Regions from separate parts of the Homo sapiens genome. Here region 1 is linked to region 2. Evidence: chromatin loops called from intact Hi-C (ENCODE). Cell type or tissue: OCI-LY7. All regions are shown on one strand. Links, peaks and the distances in the headings refer to the core of each region. The heading gives the core; the rest is flanking DNA. Region 1 overlaps HTR1D (5-hydroxytryptamine receptor 1D). Region 2 holds the start of LACTBL1 (lactamase beta like 1).

Region 1 (16,123 bases), core at 1,845-6,844, 230 kb before region 2:
GCCTGCTCAGTCTTTCACTGCTCTCAGCAGCAGTTGACACTGCTGACTGTTTCTTCTCCCCAAAACACTCTCTTCTCTGGGCCCCTGTGACTTGACACTGTTACGTTGTTCCCTCATCTTTTTGCGGCTTCATTCTCCTTTCTACAGCCCTTAGATGCTCTGCTCCCCCAGGCCCTCTGCTCCTCTCCTAGTAGACACTCTCTCTGGGTGATCTCACCCACCCCATTGGCTTTAGTTATCACCTCTATGCACATGACTCATACATGTATGCCTCTAGCCCAGATCGCTCCTCAGGCTGTTGACCCACCTATTTATTTTCAGCCAGGCACTGTTCTAGGCTCTGGGGATATAGGGATGAGCTAGACAGGAGGTGTATGTTAGCAGGGCATGGGGCAGGTGGAGGGTGTGTGGGGAAAGATACGCAATAAACAAACAGGCAGAAAATATCAGATCAGGTTAAGTGCTAAAATTAGCATAAACCAGGGTGATGTGGTGGAGGAGGGGAGCTGCTTTATGTTGGCTGGTCAAGGTGTTGCCAAAGGGGTGATATTTAAGACGGGCAGCTGGTAGGAGATGAGGTCAGAGAGACGGCCGGGGTGGCAGCAGATCACGTAGGGCCTTGTAAGCCATGGGAGTTTTGAATTTTATTCAGAGTGAAGTGGGAGCTGTTGGAGAAATGTATTTATTTATGAATGAATGAATGAATGAATGATGACAGAGTCTGGCTTTGTCACCCAGGCTAGAGTGCAGCAGTGCACTCTGGGCTCACTGCAACTTCCACCTTTTGGGCTCAAGACATCCTTCCACCTCAGCCTCCAGAGTAGCTGGGACTACAGGCACGCACCATCATGCCCAGCTAATTTTTGTATTTTTTGTAGAGATGGGGTTTCGCCATGTTGCCCTGGCTGGTCTTGAACTCCTGAGCTCAAGTGATCCTCCTACCTCAGCCTCCCGAAGTGTTGGAATTACAGGCGTGAGCCATTGCACCCAGCCAAAAACTTTAAATGGAGAAGAGGAAATACTGATCTTTCTCCAGGGCCTACTTGAGCCTTACAAGAGAAGTTATTTCCTATTATTTGCCAGTCTACTGTGCTCTGAACACTGGAGTGGGAAGAAAATAGGTAAATCTTCAAGGAACTTCCAGCAGTAGGCAATGAGAGACACAAACAAACCTGGAGTCGGGAGAGGGCTTAAAGGAGAGAGATTTTGCACTCAGTTGTCCAGGGAAGACTTCCTGGAGGAGGTAGCTTTTGAAAAGGACCTCAGAAAGCAGAGAGAGGGGCTGGGTAGCGTGGCTCACACCTGTATCCCACCACTTTGGGAAGCCCAGGTGGGCAAACTGCTGGAGCCCAGGAGTTTGAGATTAGCCTGTGCAACATGATGAGACCCCATCTCTAAAAAACAAACAAAAAAAATTTAGAAAGCAGACAGGAGTACAACAGATATGTATGAAAGGGAATGGGAAAGATTGCTCTTCTAGGCAGATGGAACAGCCTGAACTAAGACATGAATGCCCCAAACATGTTTAGTGAAGACAAGGGAGAGAATACAGAATGTGTAGGGGAGTGAAAGGTCTGGCCTATTAAGAGAAAGACCCTAGACTTTGCCATTGATATGTGAGCCTCTGCTTCCTTATTGTTTTTGTTTTGTTTTGTTTTTAGACGGAGTCTGTCTCTGTCGCCCAGGCTGGAGTGCAATGGTGCGATTTCAGCTCACTGCAACCTCTGTCTCACAGGCTCAAGCGATTCTCCTGCCTCAGCCTCCCAAGTAGCTGGGACTATAGGCGCACACCACCACGCACAGCTAATTTTTGTGTTTTTAGTAGAGACGGGGTTTCACCATGTTGGCCAGGATGGTCTTGATCTGACCTCATGATCCGCCAGCCTCGACCTCCCAACCCTTATTGTTTTTATGAAATAACTGGTTAAGTGCTGGGGAAGAGAGTAAGGAAGAATTCAAAGCTTGGGCTAGGTGTGGAAGAACAGGATAAGGTCTGCTACAAAGGAGGCGCTGGCCAGATATGGTGGTTCACTCCTGTAATCCCAGCACTTTGGGAAGCTGAGGCAGGTGGATTACTTGAGGTCAGGAGTTCGAGACCAGCCTGGCCAACATGGTGAAACCCTGTCTCTACAAAAATACAGAAATTAGCTGGATGTGGTGGCATGCACCTGTAATCCCAGCTGCTTGGGAGGCTGAGGCAGGAGAATCGCTTGAACCCGGGAGGCAGAGGTTGCAGTGAGTGGAGATTGAGCCGCTGTGCTCCAGCCTAGACAACAGAGTGAGACTCCCGTCTTAAGAAAAAAAAAAAAAAGAGGCACTCAGGAGGGCTTGCTGTGAGTGAGGTGGCTTGAGTTTGGAGCCCCTGTGGGACATAAAGGAGGGATGACCAAAGGATATTTGGGGCCAGAGGTACAGAGAGAGGGGTCAAAGAAAGGTGAAACTGTCAGTATTCTTTTTTTATTCATTCTTTGAGTAAATCTCAGCATCTGTAAGTATTAAGCCTAAAATATATAGCTATGAACAAAGCCGTATCCCTGCCTTGGGAATGCACCATCTTATGGGGAGACAGACCACAGGCATTGGACTGCAGGATAATGAGATGTGTATTACAAATCCTAAACGCGAGGCACTGTGTTGGCACAGAGAGAGGCTGGCTCCACTTGGGCAGAAGGAGGAGGACAAGTTTCAGTAAAGAGGGGAGAGTTAAACTTGGTCTTGAGAGTGAAGTTGGAGCTGGATGGTAAGTGAGAGGGATGGGCACCCACACACAGGGCACTGGGCTTCATGGCATGAGTTGCCCCTTCCTTCCAGAATTCAAGTCCAGCAAGGAGACAGGGGTGGGGTAAGCAAGAGATTCCAGTCCAGGGGAGTCCAGTGTGATGTATACATTAGAAGACCAGTGGCGTGGAGAGAAGGGAAGTGATCAGGTCCCTCCCTAGTTACCAGGAAACTTCCCGAGAGGGTGGGGGAGATGAGCAGATAGAGGGAATAGCCTGCGCAGAGACTCAAGGAAGTGACAGAACTGCAGTGTTTTTGCAGCCAAAGGTCTCAGCCAAGAGGTGGGCTGGAGGTGGGGTCTTTTGTTCAGTCCAGGTGAATAGGAGGATGAGAGGAAATGACCGGGCTGTGTGATGTCTGGATAGGTAAACAATAGGAAATGTAGAAAAGGATTTGGGGCTGGGCATGATGATTCACAACTGTAATCTGGTACTTTGGGAGGCTGAGGCAGGAAGATCACTTGAACTTAGGAGTTCAAGATCAGCCTGGGCAACATAGGGAGACCCCATCTCTATAAAAAAATTTTTTTAAAATTTGCCAGGCATGATGGTGCACCTGCAGTTCTAGCAACTTGGGAGGCTGAGGCAGGAGGAAGGCTTGAGCTCAGGAGGTTGAGGCTGCAGTGAGCCATGATCATGCCACTGTACTCCAGCCTAGGCAACAGAGAGAGTGAGCCTGCCTAAAAATAAATAAATAAAAATACATACATACATACATACATACATACATACATACATACATACATACATAAAAAGGATTTGGAGTGTATTGCAGGGAAGAGTTCTCCAAGGTTCAATCCTGTGGAATAGGTATCATTGGACCCAGCTTCTCTTCACTTGCTAATTCCTTGTTTTTAACTCGGGACATGGTATGAAATTTCAGTTTCACTTGTTAATTTTATTTGTCCTCCCACGCTCAGCTTCAAAGCCACTTTCACAGTGAAACCTCAGGGTTGCAGCAGGCTACCTGTCCCCCTACTTTCCTTCCCATAGCTCCCTGCATGCCCCACTGTTATCCTCATCATATCTGTGGTCCTCATTGCAGGATCATTTCCCCAGGGCCATTGTAAGTCCTCCTAAGAGGAGAGTCCACATCTGCATTGCTCATGCCAACATGTGGTAGGCTTTAAGTATATTGTAGTTGAATAGATGAGGAAACAGAGAGGTTGAGTAACTTGCCTAAGGTCACAAAGCTAGAAAAACGGCTGAGCTGACACGTGAGTTCAGTCTACCTGACTCCATAGCTGTATCTAGCTCCAAAGCTTGTGCTCTGAATCACACCTGTATTGTGGCTCCCAAAAGAAAAAGCAGATGATGAATAGCAAGTTTGTATCCTGTAAACACTAACAAATTTGGTGTTTGGTTTCAAGAAAATGAATTCCTGTTGTTAGTACCTTGTTTATCCAGTCTAGAGAAGATAGCTTCTCCTCTGTCCTGGAAATATTCACTCCATCAGCTCAAAGTGTTCTCTGCGGACCCAGGTGTGCAGCATCTGGGGGAGAAGAGAAGAGAGAGGTTGGGCTCCAGTATAGGGGGGATGCAGTTCTAAAGGCTTCTTGCAAAGTATGGTCAGCCCTGCCAGTCGGCTCCCAGGATTACTCACCTGGTGTGGAAACTCAGATGAGAGCTGGGGGGGAGACTTGAAAATGCCAGAAGCATATAGTGTGAAATGGGCCTGAGAGCCTTCTCTCTTTCATCTCAAATTCCTGTTGCAAGCAGGAGCCAGTAGAAGGAGCGCTGGTGGGAGTCTGAAGACTTGGTCTCAGCCTGTAACACACTGTGTTACCTTGAGCAAGTGTCTTGCCCTCTCTGAGCCCAATTCCTGTCAGCATCATGAGGGAGTCGGACTAGATGATTCCTAAGAGTCCTTCCCATCTGACACCCTGATACCCTTCTGAAATCCCAGGGCTGACACTACTGCTACCCCTCACACAACCACCGTGTGGCAGGCATCACCTGAGAGCTTGTCAGAACTGCAGACCTGGCTGGGCGTGGTGGCTCACGCCTATAATCCCAGCATTTTGGGAGGTTGAGGCGAGTGAATCACTTGAGGCCAAGAGTTCGAGACCAGCCTGGCCAACATGGTGAAACCCTGTCTCTATTAAAACTACAAAAATTAGCCGGGCATGGTGGCACATACCTGTAGTCCCAGCTACTAAAGAAACAGAGGCAGGAGGATCACTTGAACCTGGGAGATTGCAGTGAGCCGAGATCACATCATTGCACTCCAGCCTAGGTGACAGAGTGAGACCCTGTCCCAAAACAAACAAGCAAACAAAACCCTGCAGACCCACAGAATCAGAATCCTCATTTTTAATAAGATCCCTAGGTAATGCATGTACACATTCAAGTGTGAGAAGCGCCCAGTCACCACTTCCTTCCCCTTCCTTTGGGTTGTGCCAAGCTGCCGTCACCAGGCCTGTCAGAGAGAGGGCCTGCTCAGGTGATAGTGATGGAGCCTGGCACATCACAGGTACCCAGTACAGATTTCTTGAATGTGTGGGGTAGGTATTTGTGGAAAGAAAGAAGTGGAATTGACTTTACCTGGCACCTTTTATGGATGGTGGAGCATGGAGTCGGGCAAGCCCAGATTCCAATCCTAGATCCACAGTGCCCTATCTCTGGGGTCTTAGGCAAGCCATTTCTCTGAGCCTCACTTTCCTCCCCTGGGAAGTGGGAATAATTGATAATAATAATAGGATTGACTACAGAGGGTTGCGGTCAGACTTAAATGAGTTAATACATGAGAAGCTTAGAACAGTGCCTGGCAGATAGTAAACTCTCAATAAATGTTGGCCACTACTTTACTACTGGGGCCATTATGACCCCTCCTCATCCCCATGCCCACATAGCGCCCTCCCCCCCTACTGTCCCAACCCCCTCCCTGGAAATGCAGTTCCCTGAGGACAGACTCCTGATGTGAGCCCTAGGGAGTAATATCACCTGTACTGAGAGCCACTGCTAGAGCAGGACTGACCAATAGAAATATAACAAGAGTGACAAATGTGATTTTTCAATTTAGGAAATTTCAAAGTAGCCACATTTTTAAAAAGTGAAACTAGGCTGAGTGCGGTAGCTCACGCCTGTAATCCCAGGCACTTTGGGAGGCCGAGGCGGACGGATCACCTGAGGTCAGGATTTGGAGACCAGCCTAGCCAACATGGTGAAACCCTGTCTCTACTAAAAATACAAAAATTAGCCAGGCATGCTGGTGGTGCGCACCTGTAATTTCAGCTACCCAGGAGGCTGAGGCAGGAGAATTGCTTGAACCAGAGAGGAAGAGGTTGCAGTCAGCTGAGATTGTGCCACTTCACTCCAGCCTGGGTGACAGAGCAAGACTGTCTCAAAAAAAAAAAAAAAAAAGTGAAAATTTTATATATTCTATTAACCTACTACACCCAAAATATTACCATTTCAACATGTAACTAATACATTTATTAGTGAGATATTTTATATTCTTTTTTTACATTCTTTTTTTGAACCAGGTACATCTCAGGGGCTACATTTCAAGTGCCCAATGGCCACACATGGCCAATAGTGGCTATTTTATTTCTGAACTTTGGCTCTCAATCCCAGCTGTGCCATATATTACCTGTGTGGCTGGGAGCCAGTCATTTTACCTCTCTGGACCTCAGTTTCTTCGTCTGTAAAATGGGTGCACTAATTCATTTCCCCCACCCCCAGTTAGTAATGATAGGAGCAGTTGGTGATTTTTCTTTTCTTTTCTTTTCTTTTGAGACACCATGCCTGGCTAATTTTTTTTTTCTTTCTTTCTTTTTTTTTTCTTTTGAGATGGGGTTTCGCTCTTGTTGCCCAGGCTAGAGTGCAATGGCATGATCTCGGCTCACTGCAACCTCCGCCTCCTGGGTTCAAGCGATTTTCCTGCCCCAGCCTCCCAAGTAGCTGGGATTACAGGCATGTGCCTCCATGCCCAGCTACTTTTGTATTTTTATTAGAGACAGGGTTTCACCATGTTGGTCAGGCTGGTCTCAAACTCCTGATCTCAGGTGTTCCACCCGCCTCGACCTCCCAAAGTGATGGGATTACAGGCGTGAGCCATCATGCCCAGCCACCTGGCTAATTTTTGTATTTTTTGTAGAGATGGGCTTTTGCCATGTTGCCCAGGCTGGTCTTGAACTCCTGGGCTCAAGCAATCTGCCCACCTCCATCTCCGAAAGTGCTGGGATTCAGGCATGAGCCACCGTGCCTGGCCAGATGGTAAGAATTTAAAACCTCTTTACCCACTTTCCCACAGCATGGGCGAATATAGTGAGTTGTTAACTTCAAAGGCTCTTGCAGGCCGGGTGCAGTGGCTCACGCCTATAATCCCAGCACTTTGGGAGGCCAAGGTGGGCGGATCACCTGAGGTCAAGAGTTCGAGACCAGCCTGACCAACATGGTGAAACCCTGTCTCTACTAAAAACATACAAAATTTAGCAAGGTGTGGTGGTGCATGGTGTAATCCCAGTTACTCAGGAGGCTAAGGCAGGAGAATTGCTTGACCCTGGTGGGCGGAGGTTGCAGTGAGCTGAGATCGCACCACTGTACTCCAGTCTTGGTGACAGAGCAAGACTCCGCCTCAAAAAAAAAAAAAAAAAAAAGAGGCTCTTGCCTTTTAACAGTGTGTTTGGTTGTTTGAGGTGGTCTCTTGCCTGTTGAAGACTTGTAGAGATCCAGTGCAAGGCTGAAAGCAGGAAGGCACTGGGGGCCTCTTATTTCCCTAAGCATTGCAAAGGCCTTGAAAACAGGTTTCACCTGTCTTTGACTTTTTTAAGGTAGCCAAATTGTCAGTGATGAAGATAACTAGGTATCATCCAGGCCAGTGGTTTTTCTTCTTGGTTTTACCTTAGAAGCACTTGAGAAGTTTTCAAAAATCAGTGCCTGGGCTCTGCCCCCTGGAGGGTGAGGCCTAGATATCTGTTGTTGTTTTTAACAGATTTTTTTTTTTTCTTGAGATGGAGTCTCATTCTGTTACCGAGGCTGGAGTGCAGTAGCACGATCTCAGCTCACTGCAACCTCTGCCTCCTGGGTTCAAGCGATTCTCCTGCCTCAGCCTCCTGACTAGCAGGGACTACAGGCACGTACCACCACACACCACACCCAGATAATTTTTGTATTTTTTTTTAGTAGAGACGGGGTTTCTCCATGTTGGCCAGCTGGTCTCGAACTCCTGACCTCAAGTGATCTGCCTGCCTTGGCCTCCCAATGTCCTGAGATTACAGATGTGAGCCACTGTGCCCGGCCTGACTTGTATTTTTAAAGCTCTTCAAGGTAGGTGATTCTGATGCTCACCAAGAGAATCTCTGATCTGGTCCAACTACCTCATTTTCAAGTTGGAGAAACTGAGGCTCGGAGGAGGAACTGACTTATCTTAGGTCACACAGAAAGTTCGCAGCAAAGCCAAGCTAAAGCCCAGGGCCTCTGCCTCTCAGGCGTGTGCTCTGTTCTCAGGGCCCATTCCCCACCAGTTCCTGGAGCCTTTCATAGACAGGTATGGATCCCTTGCTCTGGGCCAGGCGTCAGGGCTATAGGGGTGAATGAGACACTCAAGGAGCTCCTGTTACTGTGTCAGAGTCAGTCTAATATGGTGAGAGCTAGGGTGGCAGGCTCTCAGGAAAGGGGTACCTGAGCCAAGCCGGGCTTGGGGGGAGGTTAGGGAAGGCTTCCTGGGGAGACACCAGAGCCTAGCTCTGAAGGGTGACTTGGAATTAGGTAGCCAGGGGACTGAAGAAAGGACATTTTCCAGTCAGAGGACACAGCAGGGACAAAGGATCAGCAGGAAACAGCACCGGAGCCTGGGGTATGGCAGGAGGGTACTGGCAGAAGAACAGGCAGGTCTGTGCTGCTGGAGTATGCAGTTCACAGCCAGCTATGCTGGGAGATGGGGCTGGAGATGGAAGGAAACACCAGTTCATGAAGAGTCTCTTAAACCAAGCTGTGAAGCCTGGGCTTAATCCCAGGTGCAGTGGGAGCCACTGGAGGATTTTAAGGGAGTGACCTGGTCAGACTGTTAGTTGAAAGGAAGATTCTGGGCCCGGCGCGTTGGCTCACGCCCGTAATCCCAGCACTTTGGGAGGCCGAGGTGGGTGGATCACGAGGTCAGGAGATCGAAACCACGGTGAAACCCCGTCTCTACTAAAAATACAAAAAAATTAGCTGGGTATGGTGGTGGGCATCTGTAGTCCCAGCTACTCGGGAGGCTGAGGCAGGAGAATGGCGTGAACCCAGGAGGCGGAGCTTGCAGTGAGCCGAGATCGCACCACTGCACTGCAGCCTGGGTGACGGAACGAGACTCCATCTCAAAAAAAAAAGAAAGGAAGGAAGATTCTGGGTGGGATATGGTTAGAGAATGGAGAGGAGCCAGGGGTAGAGGCTGGGAGACCATTGAAGCCAAGAAGGATGGTTTCACTCTCCTGAAACAGAACAGTGGCAGTGGGAGTGGAGGGGGAGAGAAGAGTCAAGGCACAGTTAGGTGTGGGCAGTAGAATGGACAGAATCAAGTCATTCAATGAATGGAGAGGCCAGGTGCAGTGGCACACGCCTGTAATCCCAACACTTTGGGAGGCTGAGGAGGGTGGGTCACCTGAGGTCAGGAGTTCGAGACCAGCCTGACCAACTGATGAAACCCCATCTCTACTAAAAATACAAAACTAGCTGGACCTGGTGGCGCATGCCTGTAATCCCAGCTACTCGGGAGGCTGAGGCAGGAGAATCACTTGAACCCGGGAGGCGGAAGTTGCAATGAGCTAAGATAGCGCCATTGCACTCCAGCCTGGGCAACAAGAGTGAAACTGTCTCAAAAACAAAACAAAAACACACACTTAATGAATGAAGGGACTTTATCAATTGGCATTGCTGTGTAACAAGCTACCCTCAAACTCAGTGAATTAAAACAACAGCATTTATTACTACAAATCATGTATTTGGAGGTTGGCTGATTTAATCTGAACTTGGCTGAGTACTTTTTTTTCCCATAGGTTATTGGGGTACAGGTGGTATTTGGTTACATGAATAAGTTCTTTAGAGGTGATTCGTCAGATTTTGGTGCACCCATCACCTAAGCAGCACACACTGCACCCTATTCGTAGTCTTTTATCCCTTTCCCCCTCCCACCCTTCCCCCCAAGTCCCCGAAGTCCATTGTATCATTCTTATGCCTTTGCATCCTCATTGTTTAGTTCCCACATATCAGTGAGAACATACAATGTTTGGTTTTCCATTCCTGAGTTACTTCACTTAGAATATAATAGTCTCCAGTTTCATCCAGGTAGTTGCAAATGCTGTTAATTCAGTCCTTTTTATGACTGGATAGTATTCCATCATATAAATCACAGTTTCTTTATCTACTTGTTGATTGATGGGCATTTGGGTTGGTTCTATGATTTTGCAGTTGCGAATTGTGCTGCTATAAACATGCATGTGCAAGTATCTTTTTTGTATAATGACTTCTTTTCCTCTGGATAGATACCCTTGGCTGGGCATTTCTGCTGATCTTAGCTGGGCTCGCACATGTGTCTGCTGGTTGTGTGAGAGGCTCTGTTCTAGGCCGGGTTTGGCTGGAACAGCTCTGCTCCACGTCCTTGTCTCTCCCTGCAGGGACCAGTGCGCATAGCCCAGGGATGGCAATGACAGAGTGCAAGCAGAAACATGCACAGCCTCTAGAGGACTACATTTGGCACTGGCTTACTGTCACTTCTGCCTCATTCTGTTGGCCATAGCGAGTCCATGCTGAACCCAGAATCAAGGGACAAAAAAAATACTCCTTTTGATGGGGGCAGGGAGAGGTGGCACAGGGCAGTAGAAGCATTGAGCTGAGCTGAGAGGGACACTAAACTGCCATGTGATCTTGGGCAAGTCACCTACCTGTCACTCATGTGACAGTCATGTGACATTGGTGCTGTTATTGTTCGCATTTTCCACATGAAAAAAATGAGTGTGGCCGGGCATGGTGGCTCATGCCTGTAATCCCAGCACTTTGGGAGGCCGAGGCGGGTGGATCACGAGGTCAGGAGATCGAGACCATCCTGGCTAACACGGTGAAACCCCGTCTCTACTAAAAAATACAAAAATTATCCAGGCGTGGTGGCCAGTGCCTGTAGTCCCAGCTACTCGGGAGGCTGAGGCAGGAGAATGGCGTGAACCTGGGAGGCGGAGCTTGCAGTGAGCCGAGATTGTGCCACTGCACTCCAGCCTGGGTGACAGAGTGAGACTCCGTCTCAAAAAAAAAAAAAGAGACTGGGTAACTTATAAAGAAAGAGGCTGAATTGACTCACAGTTCCACATGGCTGCGGAGGCCTCACAATCATGGTGAAAGGCGAAGGAGGAGCAAAGTCATGTCTTACATGGCAGTAGGCAAGCGCTAATTTTTTTTAACATTTTTTTCTAGAGACGGTCTCCCTGTATTGCCCAGGCTGATCTCAAACTCCTAACCTCAAGCAGTCCTTCTGCCTTGGCCTCCCAAAGTGCTGGGATTATAGGTATGAGCCACTGTGCCTGGCCCCGTTCTACTGTAGATGTTTGTTTAGGTAGTTTGCAATTTGGGGTTGTTATGAATAGTGCTGCTGTGAACAATTCTTGCATGTATCTTTTGGTGGACGTACACACATGTTTTTCTTGGATGTACAGCTAGGAATGGAAGTACTGGGCTGGAAGTTTGGTGACTTTTTATTTTCTATGTTTCACAGAGGTTTTTGTTTGTTTGTTTTAAGACAGGGGCTCACTCTGTTGCCCAGGCTAGAGTGCAGTGGTACCATCATAGCTCACTGTAACCTCAAACTCTTGGGCTCAAGCAGTTCTCCCACCTCAGCCTCCCAAGTAGCTAAGACTACAGATGCATGCCACCATGCCTGGCTAATTGTTAAATATTTTGGAGAGATGAGGTCTCGCTATGTTGCTCATGCTGGTCTCAAACTCCTGGCCTCAAGTGATCTCACTTCATCCTCCCAAAGCACTGGGATTACAGGCGTGAGCCACCATGCCCTGCTCATTTTCCAGATTTTATGATTAGAGAAACTGAGGTGCAAGACTGATTTGCTTACACCTCAAGACAGTGATTAGATTTTAAAACTGGCACTCAGATACAGGTAGAAAGAGAGAGCATGAGATGGGGGAGATGCATACACGTACACACACACCCATACCCATGTTAAAACTTTCCAGATTTGGCCGGGCGCGGTGGCTGATGCCTGTAATCCCAGCACTTTGGGAAGCCGAGGTGGGGGATCACCTGAGGTCAGTAGTTCGAGACCAGCCTGGCCAACATTGTGAAACCCCATCCCTACTAAAAATAAAAAAATTAGCCAGGCGTGGTGGCCGGCTACTCCGGAGGCTGAGACAGGAGAATCGCCTGAACCTGGGAGGCGGAGGTAGCATTGAGCCGAGATTGCCCCACTGCACACCAGCCTTGGTGACAGAGTGAGACTCTGTCTCAAAAAAAAAAGAAGAAAGAAACTTTCCAGATTCTTCCCACATGTATTCTATCCAATCCTCATTATATCTCTGGGAGGTAGACTTGATACCCTGATTTTTGCAGAGGAGAAAACTGAGGCTGTAGGAGGTCCCATGCAGGAGAGAGAATGAGATGAAATAACACCTGTGGGTGCATTTTGTAAAATATAAAGCCCTGTCCTGATTTGTGCAGAGTGATTTCTCCATCCAGAGCTCACTCATCTGTGTACACAGCTTCTACAGAAAGAACAGCCACAAATTACTGTGTGGGGGATGTATTCTACTGCAACAAATCTTTTTATCACAGAGCCTTATTTTTTTCTTCCAAAAAGATGAGACTGGCTTCTAAGGACACATTAAACCCATACATCCTTTTTGTTCCTGGCAAGGTTTTATGACTCACTTAGTTAAAGAGCCCTCAGAAAGTGGAGGCAACAGATCTTCCTGCAGGCTGAATGAGCCCTGGATAGGAAGCTTTTGTAAGAGGCCAGCTTTTGCTTTTGTAAGAGGCCAGCTTTTGCTGGCCAGGTGCGGTGGCTCATGCATGTAACCCCAGCACTTTGGGAGGCTCAGACGGGCAGATCCCTTGAGGCCAGGAGTACGAAACCAGCCTGGCCAACATGGTGAAACCCCCTACTAAAAATAGAAAAATTAGTCGGTTGTGGTGGTGCATGCCTGTAATCTCAGCTACACAGGAGGCTGAGGCAGGAGAATAGGTTGAACCTGGGAGGCAAAGGTTGCAGTGAGCTGAGATTGGGTCACTACACTCCAGCCTGGGCAACAGAGTGAGACTCTGTCTCAAAAAACAAACAAACAAACAAAACAACAACAACAACAACAAAAAACCACGAAAAATAAAACAAAAATTAAAAAAACACCTGCTGTGTGCCAGCCACTGTGCTAGGCATGTTCTCCCTACTTCATTGAAGCCGCATCACAATTCTGGGTGAAAGATGTCATTATCCCAATTTACAGATGAGGAAGAAGGGCCCAGGAGGTGAAAGGACTTGGACCCCACAGTAGGGATTGGTTGGTGGGAAGGAACCAAAAGTCCCCTGTCTTGGCTGGGCACAGTGGCTCAGCCTCTAATCCCAGCACTTTGGGAGGCTGAGGCAGGAGGATCACTTGAGCCCAGGAGTTCCATACCAGCCTGGGCAACACAGGAAGACCCCATCTCTACAAAAAAATATTGAAAATTTGCTGGGCATGGTGGCTTGTGTCTGTAGTCCCAGCTACTTGGAGGGCTGAGGTGGAAGGATCACTTGAACCTGGGAGATCGAGGCTGCAGTGAGAGCCATGATCATGCCACTGCACTCCAACCTGGACAACAGAGGAAGTCCCTGCCTCTTAAAATGAAAAAGAAGAAGAAGAAAGTTCCTTGTCTTACTACCATTTCTCAGAGGCTGCTGTGTCCGTGTAAACTGGCTCAGCTGGGAAAACATGAGTTGGTACAAATGAGGTTTCCTGGATAGAAGGTCGCTCATGGACATACAGGGATGGGAAGGAGTATTCCCTGGCCTGGAAGCCTCCTTCATTCTCCTCTCCCAGGACAGGTGGTTCCTCTCCCTCAGCTTCTTTCTCTGCTCCATTCTCCTGCCCCTCTCTACAGACCTGCTTTTTGTTTACCTTTGGCTTTTCTATTCCCCCAAAACCTTCCTTGGCTTTGGTAAAGGCTGCAGCCTGACTCCAGCCTCAGGACCCTTGGCCTGCAGATTTATCTTCCCCCATCTTCTATCCAGCCCAGCTCCCCATGGTCTCCATTCTAAATTCCCAAGAGAGAATCTGATTGGCTCATTTTGGGTCACATGTCCACCCTGGTCCAATCAGCTGTGATCAAAAGTGGTCTCTGGAACAGGCTGGGATTGGGTCATAAGTCTGTCTGTCTGCTTTTCTCTTTCCACCCCTCTTCAGAGATGCCAGAGCTGGGAGAGGCATGGTGTGGCTGGAGTCCATGTGATCTGGACTTCAGGGGAGATGCTGTGGCCTGGAGGTGGAGGTGGGGGCCGAGAAAGGTCCTTGCTTCTGCTGCTGCTGTCATGGCCCCTGGGAAAATGGGTGGGCAGGGAGGAAGCTCCTTGGTATGTCTGGGTTTCTGACAATGGCAGACATCTCTCACCAAAACGGGCAGTGATACTTTGTTTCTGGTGAGGGAAGTGATGTTGTTGCCTGGAGACCTGAATTTGGTTGGATGCACCATAGAGAACCAGAGAAGTCACATTTGTGGTCACCATTTTATTACAAGGCCAGGCACGGTGGCTCAGGTCTATAATCCCAACAGTTTGGGAGGCCAAGGTGAAAGGATCACTTGAGGCCAGGAATTTGAGACCAGCCTGGGCGACACAGGGAGACCCTATCCATAAATAAATAAATAAATAAACAAACAAAAAGAAACCATTGACTATATTGAGCGTTTGGTTTCCATGATATTGACAGTTCTCCCCAAACTCCTGTGAGATTTGGATTATCATCTCCATCACTGAGGCTGTGCAGGCTCAGAGAGGTGAAGTGATTTGCCCAGTGGCCACAGCAAGAAAGCGAAGCAGTAGGAATTGGGAGCTGAGAATGCCTGCTCTTAGCCACTGTATTCCTTCTTTGTTAGCATCATGACAATTGTTCAGGACTCCACTGTTTACAACACAACACATACATGATCTTGCTGGCGCTACTCAATACTCCTTTCGGACAGCAGAGCCAGGCTTTTGTTCCCATTTCACCAAGGAAGTAACTAAGGGTCAAAGAGACTGTGCTTTGCCCATGGTTACCCAGCTGGTCAGTGGCAGAGCTGGGACCAGAGTGCAGATCTTCTGCACTAAAAATTATCAATAGGTATTAATGTATCAATATATTATTGCTGGTGATAGGGTTCTTTTTCATAATATACAAAATAGATTGAGAAAAATTACATATACTACCGAGCACGGTGGCTCATGCCTGTAATCCCAGCACTTTGGGAGGCTGAGGTGGGCAGATCACCTGAGGTCAGGAACTCAACACCAGCCTGGCCAACATGGTGAAACCCCATCTTTACTAAAAATACAAAGATTAGCCAGGCATGGTGGTACGTGCTTGTAGTCCCAGCTACTCAGGAGGCTGAGGTGGGAGGATCACTTGAACCCGGAAGGCGGAGGCTGCAGTGAGCGAAGATTTGCATCACTGCATTCCAGGCTGGGTGACAGAGGAAGACTCCTTCCCCGCCAAGAAAAAGAAAGAAAGAAAGAAAAATCACAAATACATCATTCCCTACAAAGCAGTACAAACACACACACACGAATAACAATTAATATTAATGTACTCACCACCTACTTAAAAAATACAACATCAGGCTGGGCATGGTGGCTGATGCCTATAATCCCAACTTTGGGAGGCCAAGTTGGGAGGATCACTTGAGCCCAGAAGTTCAAGGCTGCAGTGAGCTATGACTGTGCCACTATATCTGGGTGACAGAGCAAGACCCTCTCTCTAAAAAAAAAAAAAAAAAAAAAAAAAAAAAAAAAAAAAAGACCACACATGGCGGCTCACACCTGTAATCCCAGCACTTTAGAAGGCCAAGGTGGGAGAATTGCTTGAGTCCAGGAGTTTGAAGACAAGCCTGGACAACATAGGGAGACCCCACCTCTACAAAAAAATTTAAAAATCACTTGGGAGTGGTAGTGTGTATCTGTGGTCCCAGCTACTCAGGAGGCTGAGGTGGGAGGATCACTTAAGCCCAGGAGGTCAAGACTGCAGTGAGCTGTGATCATGCCCCTGCACTCCAGCCTAGGTGACAGAGTGAGACCCTTTCTCAAAAAGGCCCGGCATGGTGGCTCACGCCTATAATCCCAGCACTTTGGGAGGCCAAGGCAGGCTGGCCAACATGGCGAAACCCCATCTCTACTAAAAAAAAATACAAAAATTAGCCGG
Region 2 (16,123 bases), core at 5,920-10,919:
GGGAAGAGTCTACTCAATGTGCCAGGACCCCAGAATCTCTGTCCCTAACTGCCCCTTCTTTTTTGAGCAAGAACTTTGACCATTGGCTGGTAAGTTCACATTGCTCTAGTTGAGGCTAACTGGGTGGACATGACTTTGGGTCTTTTTTTTTCCTTTTTTTTTGTTTGTTTGTTTTCAGACGAAGTCTCGCTCTTGTCCCCCAAGCTGGAGTGCAATGGCGCGATCTCGGCTCACTGCAACCTCCGCCTCCCGGGTTCAAGCAATTCTCCTGCCTCAGCCTCCCGATTACAGGTGCCTGCTGGGATTACAGGCGCCTGCTACCACGCCTGGCTAATTTTTGTATTCTTTTTAAGTAGAGACAGGGTTTCATCATTTTGGCCAGGCTGGTCTCGGCCTCCTGACCTCAGGTGATCCGCCCACCTCAGCCTCCCAAAGTGCTGGGATTACAAGCGTGAGCCACCACGACTGGCCTTTTTTTCCTTTTTTGAAGGGCACTTGATGGACACACACCCTGGGCAGGCAACTCTGACACTGCCTTTACCTAGAGGAAGGCAGTGTTCCTACCATCCATCTCCTCTGCAAATGGAGAACATTGCTGTGGTCACTATGCCTGTGCAACAGGTTCCTTCTGCTCTGCAACCACCATCCTCAGTCTCAAGGGATTGCCTTTGAGGGCAGAATAGTGACTGCTGGGTTCCTGTGAGGTCAATGCTCTAAGAAAAAGTACAGATCGTTTGGCTGATTCTGGGGACATGACAAGCCTCAGCTGATGTAGCAAGAACATACGCAAGCGATATCAGGAAACAGATCAGGGTCGAAGAGTAAATAACCTCTCACCTGCTCTTCCAGGTTCAGACAGAAAAAGCTTCAACAGCCTCTAGCAGCTGCCTAGGCCAGGCTCCATTCCACAAACCTACAGTATTGAACGTATCACCACCACTACCCCTGTCCTCCATACCCAGCTATGGGAGACCTTGTTGGTGTCTCCCTCTCTGACCATGGCAAGGGAATTGCTCCTAGCTGGCCATTGCCAAAAACTGCTGTGCTTTAGGGTGTGAAAGGAAAATAAATCTTGGGATCCCAAAACTACTAAGCCAAAGGAAAAAGTCAAGCTGGGAACTGTTAGGCAAACCCACCTCTCATTCTATTCCTACAAAGATTAAAAAGCTACATATGGCCAGGCACAGTGGCTCACACCTATAATCCCAGCCCTTTGCAAGGCTGAGGCAGGTGGATCACCTGAGGTCAGGAGTTCGAGACCAGCCTGGCCAACATGGTGAAACCCCGTCTCTACTAAAAATACAAAAATTAGCCGGACGTGGTGGCGGGCACCTGTAATCCCAGCTACTTGGGAGGCTGAGGCAGGGAGAATTGCTTGAACCTGGTAGGTGAAGTGAGCCAAGATCATGCCAGGGCACTCCAGCCTGGGCAAGAGAGGGAGACTCTGTCTCAAACAAATAAAAAAAAAACAAAACTGCCTACCTCTCTCACAATTTGCCCACAAGGAAATTCCTTGTGAATAAAGGACAAACAGAACTCAAAGTCATCCCTCTGCTCACATGAGACAAATGCATATCTGATTGCTTCCTTTGCCCTATTGTTTCACTAAGCCAGACTAAGGCATAAGTGACTATACCTCTATGCTCCTCTCATGAGTTAATTGTATATTCAGTGAAAGGCTAATCAGAAACTCAAAAGAATGCAATCGTTTGTCTCTTACCTACCTATGACCTGGAAGCCCCCTCCCCGCTTCGAGTTGTCCTGCCTTTCTGGACTGAACCAACATACATCTTACATAATCGATTAATATCTCATGTCTCCCTAAAATGTATAAAACCAAGCTGCGCCCCGACCACGTTGGGCACATGTTGTCAGGACCTCCTGAGGCTGTGTCATGGGTGCGTCCTTAACCTTGGCAAAATAAACTTTCTAAATTGATTGAGACCTGTCTCAGATATTTTTGGTTCACAGGGGGAATTTAGTTGGGAGAAATCAGGCCACAGCTACAAATGGCACAACCATGTTCCCATCCCCTGCATGGAAGGTGTGGAGGTGAACTGGCAGAATATTGAGCAGTCCTGTGTATCCCCCAGGACTTGATTTGTACTCTGGATATAGGTCCTTCCTTGCTTTCTGTTTGGAAAGAATACCACCTGCATATGAGCCCTCATGATAACCCAAGACCTGTGGGCACAGCAGTGTTCCCAGTCCCAGCCTCTAGTGCTTTTGACAAGACATTCCTGGGTATTCAGTACATAGATTTCACCATTTTATGCAGATTTTCCTCCTATTATAGGTAGAATCTACAATCCACAGGGGCTCAGGTATCCTGAAGGGAATTGCCACAGGGACAGCCAAGGTTCTCACTGGCGAGGTTATCATGAACTCAGGTCATGCGGGATAACCACATAGCTTTGCACTCTTTTTGGCCAGCCAGGAGAGTAGCTAGCTTCACTGGACAATATCCTCTGCTGTTTCTGGATGAATACCTTTGGCTAAGTCCAGAAGCCCAAAGCTACCACGGGAACATGCCTCATGGCTCCAGGCTACTCCTCTGTCTGAGCCTTGGGCTCTTTCCTCAGACTTCACATGGTCTCCATGTCCAGGTGCCTCAGGCCTCCATGGTGGGTTTGTACTATGACTCCAGGCCTCCCTCCTTCTGCAGTGTCTCCTCCAGCATTGCCAACAATCACTGGAAATCCCATTATAAGCCCAATTGATTTCTACTCCTGTTGGGCATGCTTATATTTGGTGAGTCCCATGTTTGATGAGCCCGTAGATAAGGGGATGAACCTTGGAAAACCAAGTTGCACTGTATAGGAAGCCCCTGGGGGCTCACTCCAGGCTCCTAGCAAACAGATAGCAGATGGATTCCAGAGAGGGCGCCTTTCCCAAAAGCAGAAATGACTCTACCTGGCCTCTACATCCCACAGGGGCTCCAGGTGTCCTCAGCACTGTAAGCAATTCCCCTAGAGTCTAAGCTTGGACCTGTTTTTCTTTACTTACAAGACTAACCTCACAATTGCCTATACAAAAAGTAGAGTAGCTAGCAAGGTGGGGTTCCCCTTCTGGAGCACACTCCACGGTGTCTCCTGCTGTGCCCTGGTTCCCTCTACCTCTCTCCAAACAATGATGAGCGGTTGAACAACTCAATGCCTCATTCGGCTTCCACCCTCTGTTTGTGCGTTTCTCCAGTAAAGGCTTTTCTGAGCCCACACTTAATGACTTTGTGGTATTTGCCTTCACTTAATGCCCACATCTCTCGCACTTTAGAGCTCTGTCCTCAGATCCCTTCTTTTCTCCATCTCACTACCTTGGTGATGGCTGTACATATCATCTAAATGCCAGTGATTTTCTTTTCTTTTTTTTTTTTTTTTTGAGATGGAGTCTTGCTGTGTCACCCAGGCTGGAGTGCCATGGCCTGATCTTAGCTCACTGCAACCTCTGCCTCCCAGGTTCAAGCGATTCTCCTGCCTCAGTCTCCTGAGTAGCTGGGCTTACAAGCACCCGCCACCACACCTGGCTAATTTTTGTATTTTTGGTAGAGATGGGGTTTCGCCATGTTGGCCTGGCTGGACTCAAACTCCTGACCTCCACCTGCCTCAGCCTCCCAAAGTCCTGGGATTACAGGCATGAGCCACCACGTGCCTGGCCCAGACTTCTTTTTTCTCGTCGTTATTCCCTAAACAATACAGTATAACAACTAAGTATATAGCATTTACATTGTGTTAAGTGTTATAAGTAATCTGGAGATGATTTAAAGTATGCAGGAGGATGTGTGTCAGTGATATGCAAATATTATGTCATTTTACATTAGGGCTTAAGCATCTGTGGAGGGGTCCTGAAACCAATCCCCATGGAGACAGAGGGACAACTGTATATCCAGAATCTGACACTTTCCCACTGTCCCTGCTGAGGTCCAAGCCACCACCATACCTCGCCTGAACAAGAGTGGCAATCTCAACTGGCCTCCCCACTCCCACTTCTGCCCTCTAGCCAGTTATCAGCACTGAAGCCAGAGTGCACCTTTATTTTATTTTAATAATTTAAAAATCTTTTTGAGACAGGCATGTGCCACCACACCTGGATAATTTTTGTAGTTTTTGCAGAGAACAAGGTCTCACTATGCTGCCCAGGGTGGCCTTGAACCAGAGTGCTCCTTTAAAAATAAGTCAGCTGGGCATGGTGACTCATGCCTATAATCCCAGCACTTTGGGAGGCTGAAGCAGGTGGATCACCCGAGGTCAGGAGCTTGAGACCAGCCTGGCCAACTTGGTGAAACCCCACCTCTACTAAAAATACAAAAATTAGCAAGCTGTGGTGGTGCGTGCCTGTAATCCCGTCCACTTGGAAGGCTGAGGCAGGAGAACCGCTTGAACCTGGAGAAGGAGGTTGCAGTGAGCCGAGATTGCGCCACTGCACTCCAGCCTGGGCAACAGAGCAAGACTCCATCTCAAAATAAATAAATAAATAAATAAATAAATAAATAAATAAATAAATAAGTAATAAAACAAAAAGTGTCAGCTGGGCGTGGTGGCTCATGCCTGTAATCCTAGCACTTTGGAAGGCCAAGGTGGGACAATGGCTTGAGCCCAGGAGTTTGAGACCAGACTGGTCAACATAGCAAGACTCCATCTCTACAAATAATCAAACAATTAGCCAGGCAAAGTGGTGCACACCAGTAGTCTCAGTTGCCCAGAAGACTGAGGTGGGAGGATCACTTGAGCCCAGGAGGTTGAAGTTGCAGTGAGCTGTGATTGCGCCATTGCCTCGGTGACAAAGCAAGACCCTGTCTCAAAAAAAAAAAAAAAAAAAAGGAAACAAAATAAATAAAAATATGAGTCATGGCCGGGTGCCTGTAATCCCAGTGTTTTGGGAGGCCGAGGTGGGAGGATCCCTTGAACCCAGGTGTTTGAGGCTGCAGTGAGCTATGATCATACCACTACACTCCAGCCTGGGCAACAGAGTAAGACCCTGCCTTAAAAAAAATGTGAGTCAGATTGTGCTACTCCTCTGCTTTCAAACTCTGCAAAGGCTCCCACTTCACTCAGAGGGGAGCCAAAGTCCTTCCTGTGGCCTAGAAGGTTCTATGTGACCATCCTGACCTCTTACTTCCCTACCTCACCTACTACTTTGCCCTTTGCTTAGTCTGCTCCAGCCACTGGCTTCCTTGCTATTCTTTTAACACACCAGGCACATTCCACCCTAAGGCCTGAGCACTGGCTGTTCCCTCTACTGTGAACACTATTCCTCTGTTGTCCATATAGCTAACTCTCTTATTTCCCTTAGGTGATTTGCTAAATGCTTCTTTCTCAATGAGGCCCATTCTGATCTCCCAATTTAATACTCTAATCTACCCCTCTTACCCAGCTCTATTTATTTTACCATGACATATATTATTTTATTTTTAATTTATTTTTATTTTTGGAAACAGGTTTTCTTCTGCTACCCTGGCTGGATTGCAGTGGCGTGCTCATGGTTCACTGAAGCCTTGACCTCCTAGGCTCAAGTGATCCTCACTCATTAGCTTCCTTGAGTAGCTGGGACTACAGGCATGCGCCACCACGCCTGGCTAATTTTGTTGTTTCTTTTTTTTGTTTGTTTTGTTTTTTTTGTTTTTGTTTTTTGAGACAGAGTCTCGCTCTGTCACCCAGGCTGGAGTGCAGCGGTGTGATCTCGGCTCACTGCAAGCTCTGCCTCCCGGGTTCACGCCATTCTCCTGCCTCAGCCTCCCGAGTAGCTGGGACTACAGGCGCCCGCCACCATGCCCAGCTAATTTTTTTGTATTTTTTTTTTAGTAGAGATGGGGTTTCACCGTGTTAGCCAGGATGGTCTTGATCTCCTGACCTCACGATCTGCCTGCCTTGGCCTCCTAAAGTGCTGGGATTACAGGCGTAAGCCACTGCACCCGGCCAATTTTGTTTTTTTAAAAAAATGTTGTATAGAGACAGAGTCTCCCCTGTGTTGCCTAGGCTGGTCTGGAGCTCATGGCCTCAAGTGATCCACCTGCTTCAGCCTCTCAAAGTATTGAGATTACAGGCGTGAGCCACTGTGCCTGGTCATGTATCACTTTGTAATGCAGCATTTAACTTATTTATCCTGTTGCCCCTGCTAGAAGATGGGCTCTACCAGGTCAGGGACCTTTGTGTTGTTCACTGATATATCTGAAGCACCAAGAACAGTGCCTAGCGCTGAGTAGGTGCTCAATAAAAATGCACTGACAATGAATATCTGTTACTATATCTGCTTTGCCCCACACCCAAGTGTAAGACCCAGGGAATGGCAGATGTTCAGTAAATGTCTGTTGCATGACTCAGTGGGTAAGTGAGTGAATGGATGAATCAATGAATCAATCAAAGCCTGACTGCTGAAAATGCTAAGTATCTTCATATATCCTTTAGGAGGAACATTTTCCTTTGTAAAGTTTTTTTTTTTTTTTTGAGATGGAGTATGTCTCTGTTGCCCAGGCTGGAGTGCAGTGGCGCAATCTTGGCTCGCTGCAACCTCTGCCTCCTGGGTTCAAGAGATTCTCCTGCCTCAGCCTCCTGAGTAGCTGGGACTACAGGCGCATGCCACTACACCTGGCTAATTTTTTATATTTTTAGTAGAGATGAGGTTTCACTGTGTTAGCCAGGATGGTCTCCATCTCCTGACCTCATGATCCCACCCACCTCGGCCTCCCAAAGTGCTGGGATTACAGGCATGAGCTACCACATCTGGCCCTTTTTAAAGTTTAATTTGCCTTTGATTTGATATCTTTTCAACCTCTTTCTTCCTTCCTTTCTCTTTCTTTTTCTTTCTTCCTTCCTTTCTTTCTTTCTTTCTTTCTTTCTTTCTTTCTTTCTTTCTTTCTTTCTTTCATCTTTCTTTCTCTTTTTCTTTCCTTCCTTCCTTCCTTCTTTCCTTCTTTCTTTCTTTTCTTTCTCTCCTTCCCTCTTTCTCTCTTTATTTCTCTTGCTCTGTCACCCAGGATGGAGTGAAGTGGTGTGATCTCGGCTTGCTGCAACTTCTGCCTCTCGAGTTCAAGGGATTCTTGTGCCTCAGCCTCCCAAGTAGCTGGGACTACAGGCACCCGCCACCATGCCAGGCTAATTTTTGTATTTTTAGTAGAGATGGGGTTTTGCCATGTTGGCCAGGCTGGTCTCGAACTCCTGACCTCAAGAGATCTGCCCACCTCTGGCTCCCAAAGTGCTGGGATTACAGGCTTGAGCCACTGTGCCTGGCCCACATTCTTCTTCCTTCCTTCCTTCCTTCCTTGCTTCCTTCCTTCTTTCCTTCCTTCCTTCCTTCCTTTTTTTTTTTTTCTCTCTCTTTCTCTCTTTCTTTCTTTCAACAGAGTCTTGCTGTCACCCAGCCTGGAGGGCAATGACGTGATCTCGGTTCACTGCAACCTCTGCCTTCTGGGTTCGCGATTTTCCAGCCTTAGCCTCCCAAGTAGCTGGGACTACAGGTGCCCACCACCACGCCTGGCTAATTTTTGTATTTTTAGTAGAGATGGGGTTTCGCCATATTGGCCAGGCTGGTCTCAAACTCCTGACCTCCAGTGATCCGCCTGCCTTGGCCTCCCAAAGTGCTGGGATTATAGGCATGAGCCATCATGCCCGGCCCACATTCTTCTTTCTTAAAGGTCCTGATGCAGAGGGTGAGGACAATTAGTTTCTCCCAGGAGGAGAGGCCAATGAGACTCATGGTAATAAGAGTGACTAACATTTGCTGAGCACTTGCTGCGTGCCAGCTACTGGATTGTACATTTTAGGTGTATTATTTCATGCAATCCTCACTCCTCCCTGCAAGGAGGTGGGTTCTACTTCATTACCCCATTTTATGGATGAGCACATTGAGGTCCAAGAGAAGCCAAGAAATCCAACCAAAGTCACACCGGTAATAAGTGGGGAAGCTGGAATTTGAACTCTTGCAGCCTGACCCATAGGGACATCTACTGGATAGGTTTAAACTACGCATGTAAGGTTTTTGGTTTTTCCCCAAAGAGTAGGAAGCGGCCATGAAGGGCAAAGGATGAACATGATCTTTCGTGTGTAAATGATGGTGAATAATTCCTCCCTATGGGGATATTGTGGGGAATATCTTGGTTCATGGATGGAAAGCCCCTGGACAAGGGCCTGGAGGAAGAGACACATGCAAGTAAATTACCCTTTAAAGGAGGCTCAGGCTGGGCCAGAGATCTTACACATGGGCATCTACTGCCATCCTGGGGCCACTGTGCTGTATGACACGCTGTGGGTTCCCGTCTAGTTAAATTCGGGAGGGGCAGGGCTGGTCTCTGCAGTGAAAAATGGCTGCCTTCAGAACTGGGCTAGGAGCAAGGGAGTGGTTCTCAGGGAGGGGGTGGTGTCCTGGGGGCAAGGACTGCAGAACCCAGGAGTGCTAGGTCTGGGGACATAGACCTGAATAAGACACAGTCTTTGCCCATAGACTGATTAGTGTTAGGTAGTGTTAGTGAGACCTTGTCTCAAAAACAAACAAACAAACAAACAAACAAAAAAACCCGAGTCATTGTAGGAAGCCGAACTTCATGGAGCCCTTAGTAGGTGCCAGGCTCTCTCTGGGCTGCTTGCTTCATGAGCACATTCCATTTAATCCTCACAGCAACCGAGGAGTCTTGTCAGTGTCTGGGGAACGACAGGACTCCTGGGTCCAAACCCAGTTCTGCCATTTCTTGGGGACCTCCCTTTCCGGAGCATCAGTTTCCTCGGATGTAAAATGGAGACAGAATAGAAGCTGCCTCCTGGGATTGTGGAGACCAGAGGACATAGCACAGGGGGCTCTAAAGACCGTATGTGGTACATTGTCAACAGGCAGTCTGTGTCCAAGAAGCGGGCTGCCAGTTCTGAGCCACAGAGAAGATTAACCAAACAGCCAAGTGCAATGAAAAAGACCTGGGTCCCAGATCAATTGTTGTCAGTAAACTTGCTATGTGACCTTGGTGAGTCATTTCCCCTCTGTGAGCCTCTTTTGCCAGCCATACAATGTGAAGTTTGGACAAAATCACTCAGATTTTTGGCTATGGGGGCTACAGAAGAAGATCTAGAAGGCTTGCCTCCATCCATCCCCAATCCTGAGCATTAGTAGAAGGAGATAGCAATTCAAGGCTCCGTTGAAATAATGAGGTGGAGGCTGGTGTGATCCGTGAGTTGCAGAGGAGCCTCGCTCCTCAAAGTGTGGTCTTTACACCAGCCTCAGCATCACCTAGGAGCTTGTTAGAAATGTAGGCTCTCAGATACCACCCCGACTCACTGGCTCAGAACCTACCATGTAACACAATCGCTAGGATGCTCCTACCCACAAGTAAGTGGGACACACACTGATCTGGGGCACTGATTCTCAACCTTGGCCACACAGTCGAATCACCAAGGAGTCTTCAAAGGCTGCGGCATCCAAGCTGCGCCTCTGGGGATCTCTGCAGTGGGACCCAGACACCAGTGGTTTTTAAGAGCTCTCCAAGTAACCCCAATGTGCAACCTCATCTAATGTTGAGAAGGAATATATGTTTTATCTTTTGTATCAACTAAAATCAATAGAAAATCTTCTAGAATGTTCACAGAGAGAGATCTGATATCTGCCATAGGGGCCAGGTAGAAGTTTGACATAAAAGCCAGGTCATGGCTGGGAGTGGTGGCTCACACCTATGTCGACAAAAAGAGTCAAACTCTATAAAATACTTGAAGAGAAATATTAGGTAAATATGAGTGACCATGGCCCATGACACAGCCCTCAGGAGGTCCTGAGATTATGTGCCCAAGGTGGTTGGGGTGCAGCTTTTTTTTTGTTTTGTCTTGTTTTTGAGACAGTCTTGCTCTGTTGCCCAGGCTGGACAGCACTGGCATGATCTCAGCTCGCTGCAACCTCCGCTTCCCAGGTTCAAGTGATTCTCCTGCCTTAGCCTCCCAAGTAGCTGGGATTACAGGTGCACACTACCACGCCTGGGTAATGTTTTGTATTTTCAGTAGAGACAGGGTTTTGTTATGTTGCTCTGGCTGATCTTGAACTCCTGAGCTCAGGCAATCTGCCCGCCTCGGCCTCCCAAAGTGCTAGGATTACAGACGTGAGCCACCGCGCCTGGCTGATTTTATACATTTTAGGGAGGCATGAGACATCAGTCAAATACATTTAAGATGTACATTGGTTTGGTTTAGAAAGGTGGGACAACTCGATATGGGGGCTTCCAGGCTATAGGTAAATTTTAAAATGTTCTAGTTGACAATTGGTTGAGTTTGAGGACCTGAGATCAATAGAAAGGAAATGTTTGGGTTAAGATAAAAGACTGGGGAGGCCAAAGTTTTATTGTGCAGAAGAAGTTTATAGCTAGCAGGCTTCAGAGAGAATAGGTTATAAAATGTTTTCTTATGGGACTTAAAAGGGTTCCTGACTGTTGATTATCTCCTGGGTCTGCAAATGGAAGAGGAAAAGGAGGATTCTCTACAGAATGTAGATTTTTCCCACAAGAGTCAAACTTTGCAGGGCAATTTCAAGATATAACAAGGAAATATATTTGGGGTTAAACTATTTTGATTTCTTTCCTTATTTGTTATGTGATGTTATGCTGGAGAAGTATGATGAGGCACGTTTGACCCCTACTCCCCGTCAAGGCCTAAACCAGTCTTTCGGTCTTTCAGGTTAAATTTTAAGAATGTGCTGGCTGAGGAGGAAGTCCATTCAGACGGTTGGGGGCCTTAGAATTTTATTTTTGGTTTACACTTATAATCCCAGCACTTTGGGAGGCAGAGATGGGAGGATCACTTGAGGCCAAGAGTTTAAGACTAGCCTGGGCAAAAAAGGGAGACCCCCATCTGTACCAAAAGCAATTAAAAAATAATAATTAGCTGGGCATAGTAGTGCATGCTTGTAGTCTCAGATACTCAGGAGGCTGAGGCAGGAGGGTCGCTTGAGCCCAGGAGTTGGAGGCTGCAGTGAGTTTTGATTGCACCGCTGCACTCCAGCCTAGGTGACAGAGCACAACTTTGTCTTTTTTTTTTTTTTTTTTTTTTAGACAGAGTCTCACTCTGTCATCCAGGATGGAGCACACTGGCATAATCTTATCTCGGCTCACTGCAGCCTTCACCTCCCAGGCTCAAACAATGCTTCAGCTTCAACCTCCAGAGTAGCTGGGACTACAGGGCAACACCACCACACTTGGCCATTTTTAAATTTTTTGTAGAGACGAGGTCTCAGCCCAGGCTGATGTCGAACGCCTAGGTTCAAGCCATCCTCCTGCCTTGGCCTCCCAAAGTGCTGGGATTACAGGCATAAGCCACCATGCTCAGCTGTTCTTGTCTTTAAAAAAAAAAAAGCCAAGTCCATGACAAGAAGCCAAAATTTATGGAGCACTTACTAGGTGCCGGGTTCTGGGCTGCCTGCTTCAAGAGCGCATTCCATTTAACTTGCACGCTAACCAAGCTAGTATTATTGTCCCCATTTTATAGATGTGAGGCAAAGAGGTTATGATCCCTGGTCACACAGGCTCACACTGGCAGTGACAGACTAAGATTTGGACCCAGGTTACCTGAATATTTCACAACTAGGCTGACCCCAGTGGTCCTTAAACTGGGTTCCTTTGTGCTCCAGTTTCCTCAGAGGTGCCTGAGGAGCTTGTGTGGGGTCAGACCAAGCCTGGAAATCTCTCTCCTTTCCCTTCCCAGCTGGAAATGACCCTGGTGGCCTCCTGACATCCCTTTTCCACACTGGGTTTGGCAGACACTCCTTTTGGAGAGAGTGTTCCTTTCTTCACCAGCCTGGAGCACTCGGGTCACATGATGTTACCCAATGCTCCCTGACAGATCTCCCCCGCTTCCCCGCTGCTTGGGGACCCCAGAAGCTAATCCCCATGGCAGCAGGCACTCTGAGGGATTAGCACCGGGGAAATTAGGCGCCACATCTGCCAGCCCCTGGAGAGCTTGGTAAAGCCTGTGCCTCAGAGCCCAGGAAGCCATTCCTGTCCTCTGGAACACAGGGGACTCCCAGAGGCACTGTCAGCCAAACTGGGGCCCTAACTGCCCTGTTCTTGCTGGTACCTTCTGGAGAGGGTAAGTTGTGGCCAAGAGCCTGAGGGCCTGACCAGATTGTTCTCTGCAGGCTGGGGGTGGGGAAGAGGAGCTGGAATTCAATGCGGGGCACACAGGGTAACCAATGGTCCCATTTGCCTAGGACTGAGGGGTTTCTGGGAATGCAGGACTTTCAGTGCTAAAATCAAGACAGTCCTGGACAAACTGGGATGCCGGGTCACCTGGCAGGGGTTTCTGAGCTTGCTGTTTCTCTCACCTGGGAGGGGGAGCCATGGGAAGAGGAGGGCTGCTTTGATCCCCCGCATCCTCGTCTACCCTCCTTGTTTTCTAGCTTTTCTCTGTCCCCCTCCTCTTTTTCCAGCCCCTCAGGACCTCTTTTTGCCTTCACTCCTCTGACTCAGTTTCCTGCTTACGGGATCTCCTGTGGTGTAGACCTGAATCCTCAAAGAGCCAGAATCTTCCATGCCTTGGAGAGAATGAAGACCCAGGTGAGGCACAGCCTCAAGAAGCTGTCACCATGTGTCAGCTTCTGACACATGTCTGACCATGCCACCGTCCTTCTGGCTTCAAATATTGGGCTAAATCCCCCCCACGTTACCTTCATCATCATCATCATCATCATCATCATCATCATCATCATCATCATCATCATCTCTAGAGCTTGCACCTGCAGGCCAGGAACAGTTTCAAATGTTTTACATAAACTCACTGAATTATCAAAACAAACCAGAAACTAACTCCTCTTCCTTTTTACATCCCCAGAGGCCTCTGCCTGGAGTGACCCAAGCTCATTCCTAACTACCTGTTCAATGACTCTCTCCTCCTCCTCCCTCCCCCTAGGCTGAGCTCATCTGTATCTGTGAGCCCTGAAGCCCTTTATTACACCTCTAGCTACCAACTGGTGAACAGCTCTCTATGGGCTTTGCATGCACTATCTTATTTATTCTCAACTAAACCCTATAAGATGTAGGAACAATTGTTATCTGCATTATGCAGATGAGAAATCTGAGACTCAAAAGGGTGAGGTCATTTGTCCAGAACTAGTAACGGCAGAGCCAGAGTCAAGTCCTACTTCCCTGGCCCCAGGCCCTTGTGTCTGATTATGCCACTGTCCTTCTGGCTCCTTGGGGGCAGATGTGGCCCAGAGCACAGCAAGCCCTCGGGGATTGTTTTCTGAATGAATAACTGGACAAAGAGTAGTTGTCCCAGAGTGGGCCGTGAGCATGAGGAAGGAGGTGAGGGTGATTGGGGCACAGAACACCTGAGAAGGAGCAGGGGTTGGGGGGTGGTGGAGCCGTGTTATAGGTGGGGTTTGGGAGAGCCTGGTTCTTCCTGGGCCCTCCCCTACTGCCAGCAATTTCCAGCTGGGAAGGGAAAGGAAAGAGATTTCTAGTGGCTACTGCAAGTCAAACTGTGAGCAGCTGGCAAGCAGCTTAGAGATTAAATACTGACCCATCTTCGGGTCTGCTGGAATAAATCCTGAGATTGGAGACAGACGAGATGAGGCTAGGCCCCAGAGGAGGGCTACAAATTGGGGGTGTAGAGATCCCAGCTGCATTTTGAGGAGGAGGGGGGTGGTGCATCTTACAGAGCTTGAATCTCAGCTCTGCCATTCACTGCCCATGGACTCAGCAAGTCAATTAATGCCTCTGAATTTTATTCTTCACCTAAAAATAAGCTAAGGATCTGCTGGTTACACCTTAGGTGCCAGTTAGGGGATAGCAGGCTGCCTTCCCACCAAGGGGTCCTCACTGCCCCTGCAGCTCTGTGTTCATGCCAGGAGGGGAGTATCTTCCATATGATCCAGTGGCAATATCTGAGAGCCTTCCATTCACTCCTTTGTATCTGGGGTTACTCCTCCAACAGGTAGAGAATCCCAATGCTTTTGGGATCTTTAATTGCTTTATTTTATAACAATTGAGGTATCATTTACATGAAATAAAATCTGTGCAGTTCTAAGAGTTGTTTTTTTTTTTTTTTTTTGAGACAGGGTCTTGCGCTGTTGCCCAGGCTGGAGTGCAGTGGCATGATCATAGCTCACTACGGCCTCTAATTCCTGGGCTCAAGCAATCCTCACACCTCAGCCTTCCAAGTAGCTGGGACTACAGGTGCATGCCAGCATGCCTGGCAATTTTTTTCTATTTTTTTGTACAGGCAGAGTCTTGCTATGTTGCCCAGCCTGGTCTTGAACTCCTGGACTCAAGTGATCCTCCTGCCTCGGCCTCCCAGAGTTCTATGACTTTCAACAAATGTATAAAATCCCATAACCACCACCACGATAAACATATAGCACAGTTCCATGACCTCCCCAAAGTCCCTTCTGCTCTTTTGTAGTCTACCTCATCCCTACCTCCAGACAACCATTGAGTTGTTTTCTGTTCCTATCATTTTGCTTTTTCCAGAATGTTCTATGAGTTGTATTCTATAGTCTGTAACCATTTAGTCTGGCTTATTTCACTTAGCATCATGCTTTGAGGTTCATCCACATTATTGCATGTATCAGTAGCTCGTTCCTTTACATTGCTGAGTAGTATTCCCTTGTACAGACGTACTATAGTTTGTCTATTTACTCACCAATTGAGGAGCATTTGGGTTGTTTCCAGTCTTTGAATATTATGACCAAAGATGATTTCAGTGAGAACCCTAGATTCTACAGCTGAAAGACACTTTTGAAATCACACAAGATTTCCAGATGTAAAAGTAAACTCTTTACAAGTAGCCAACCCTCTTCAACACCTGGAGAAGTAGAGGCTCAGAGAGGGGAAGAGACTTGTCCAGAGTTACAACTGACTCAGGAGTGGAGTTAAGATTTGAACCCAAGTCTTTCAACTTGCAGAACCATGTAAAGTTCAAAAGAATTTCCTGAGAACCTGCTAGTGCCAGGTGGGGTACTAGGTGTCCAAGGCATAAGAGCCAGGAGGGAATTCTCTGCTGGTGCTGGAGAGAATCCTTACCTTGTAGGGACCCAGACAAAGAAGCCAGTAGTAGCCAGTTACCATGAGCGGCTCTGCCTGGGGAAGAATGAGAAGGCTTCACAGATGCCTATGGGTGTTAAGGGAAGAACACAGTTTTTCTGATGGAAAAGGATAAAAGGAAACCACAGCCCCAAGGAATGGCAGGTGCAAAAGTACAGAGAGGGGCAATGATGCGGGAGGTGGGGGCATAAAGACACAGGGGGCAGGGGAGGGGCAGGGAATGGGCTGGCGGAGTTCGCTGGAGTCGGATCATAGAAAGTCTCTCTTGCCAGATTGTTTCCTGTAGAACAGCGTCTGGCACACTGTGCTCAACATGTGAGAGATCTTTGTTGTGGAAGAGAGTGCAGGGTTGGACAGGGAGGGATGGAACATAAACTCAGCAAGACTCTCCTGGAACAGAGCCCAGAAGGCAGATGTCAGTATGTACAGACTGTTGATATACTTCAGAGTTGGCATATGAGTCAGTGGGGGACAGGTTGGTGTATTTAATAAATAGTGCTGGACTATTGATTATCCAAATGGAAAAATAAAATTGGATCCCTACTTTATTCTATAACCAAAAATTCTTTTGTGTGTAAAAGTACAAAAACCTCTATTTCTGACCTCTGTGAAAAGAAAGATTTCTTAAGCACACACACGCACCATATACACAATGCAAACCAAAAAGACAATACTGATAAATTTGGCAACAACCAAAATCAAAACCAAAAGCCCTCCTATTCAAAAATACTGTAATAGTTGGCCAGGCACAGTGATTCATGCCTGTAATCCCAGCACTTTCAGAAGTCAAGGTGGGAGGATTGCTTGAGCCCAGGAGTTTGAGACCAGCCTGAGCAACATAGTGAGACCCTGTCTCTACAAAAAATGCAAAAACTGATCACATCACTGCGCTCCAGCCTGGGTGACAGAGTGAGACTGTCTCAAAACAATCCCCAAATACCGTAATAGCTAACAGGGCTTACAATGTGTCAGACAATGTTATTTTTATACATCAACTCATCTAATCCTTACAAATTTATGAGTTAGGCACTATTATCGTCCCCATTTTACAGGTGAGGAAACAGAAGCACAGGGAGGTTAAGTGATTTTCTTAAGGTCACGCAGTGGTAAGTGGCTGAGCTAAGATTG

Evidence for each region. A loop is a pair of places that touch in the nucleus more often than their neighbours do. Peaks named below come from ENCODE experiments on the same cell type or tissue, not always from the same donor. Only the 100,000 strongest peaks of a DNase experiment are listed, where the experiment ranks them.
Region 1: a loop joins it to region 2, with 13 times the contacts of the local background. A loop is called at or near these places in 3 of 110 quality-filtered maps.

Annotation. Positions count from the first base shown.
Region 1 is chr1:23,199,015-23,215,137 of GRCh38, reverse strand. All of the region lies in intron 1 of HTR1D (5-hydroxytryptamine receptor 1D), which reads left to right. Among named protein-coding and RNA genes, the nearest start is that of HTR1D, 10 kb to the left of the region's middle. In OCI-LY7, for the core only: CTCF peaks have their summits at 4,506 and 4,710; a DNase peak (open chromatin) is centred at 4,717.
Region 2 is chr1:22,968,690-22,984,812 of GRCh38, reverse strand. LACTBL1 (lactamase beta like 1) reads left to right here and starts at 11,947. Exons shown (of 8, transcript NM_001289974.2): 1 at 11,947-12,041; 2 at 12,382-12,508. The coding sequence starts at 12,497. In OCI-LY7, for the core only: CTCF peaks have their summits at 7,970 (motif pointing left) and 8,173 (motif pointing left); a DNase peak (open chromatin) is centred at 8,222.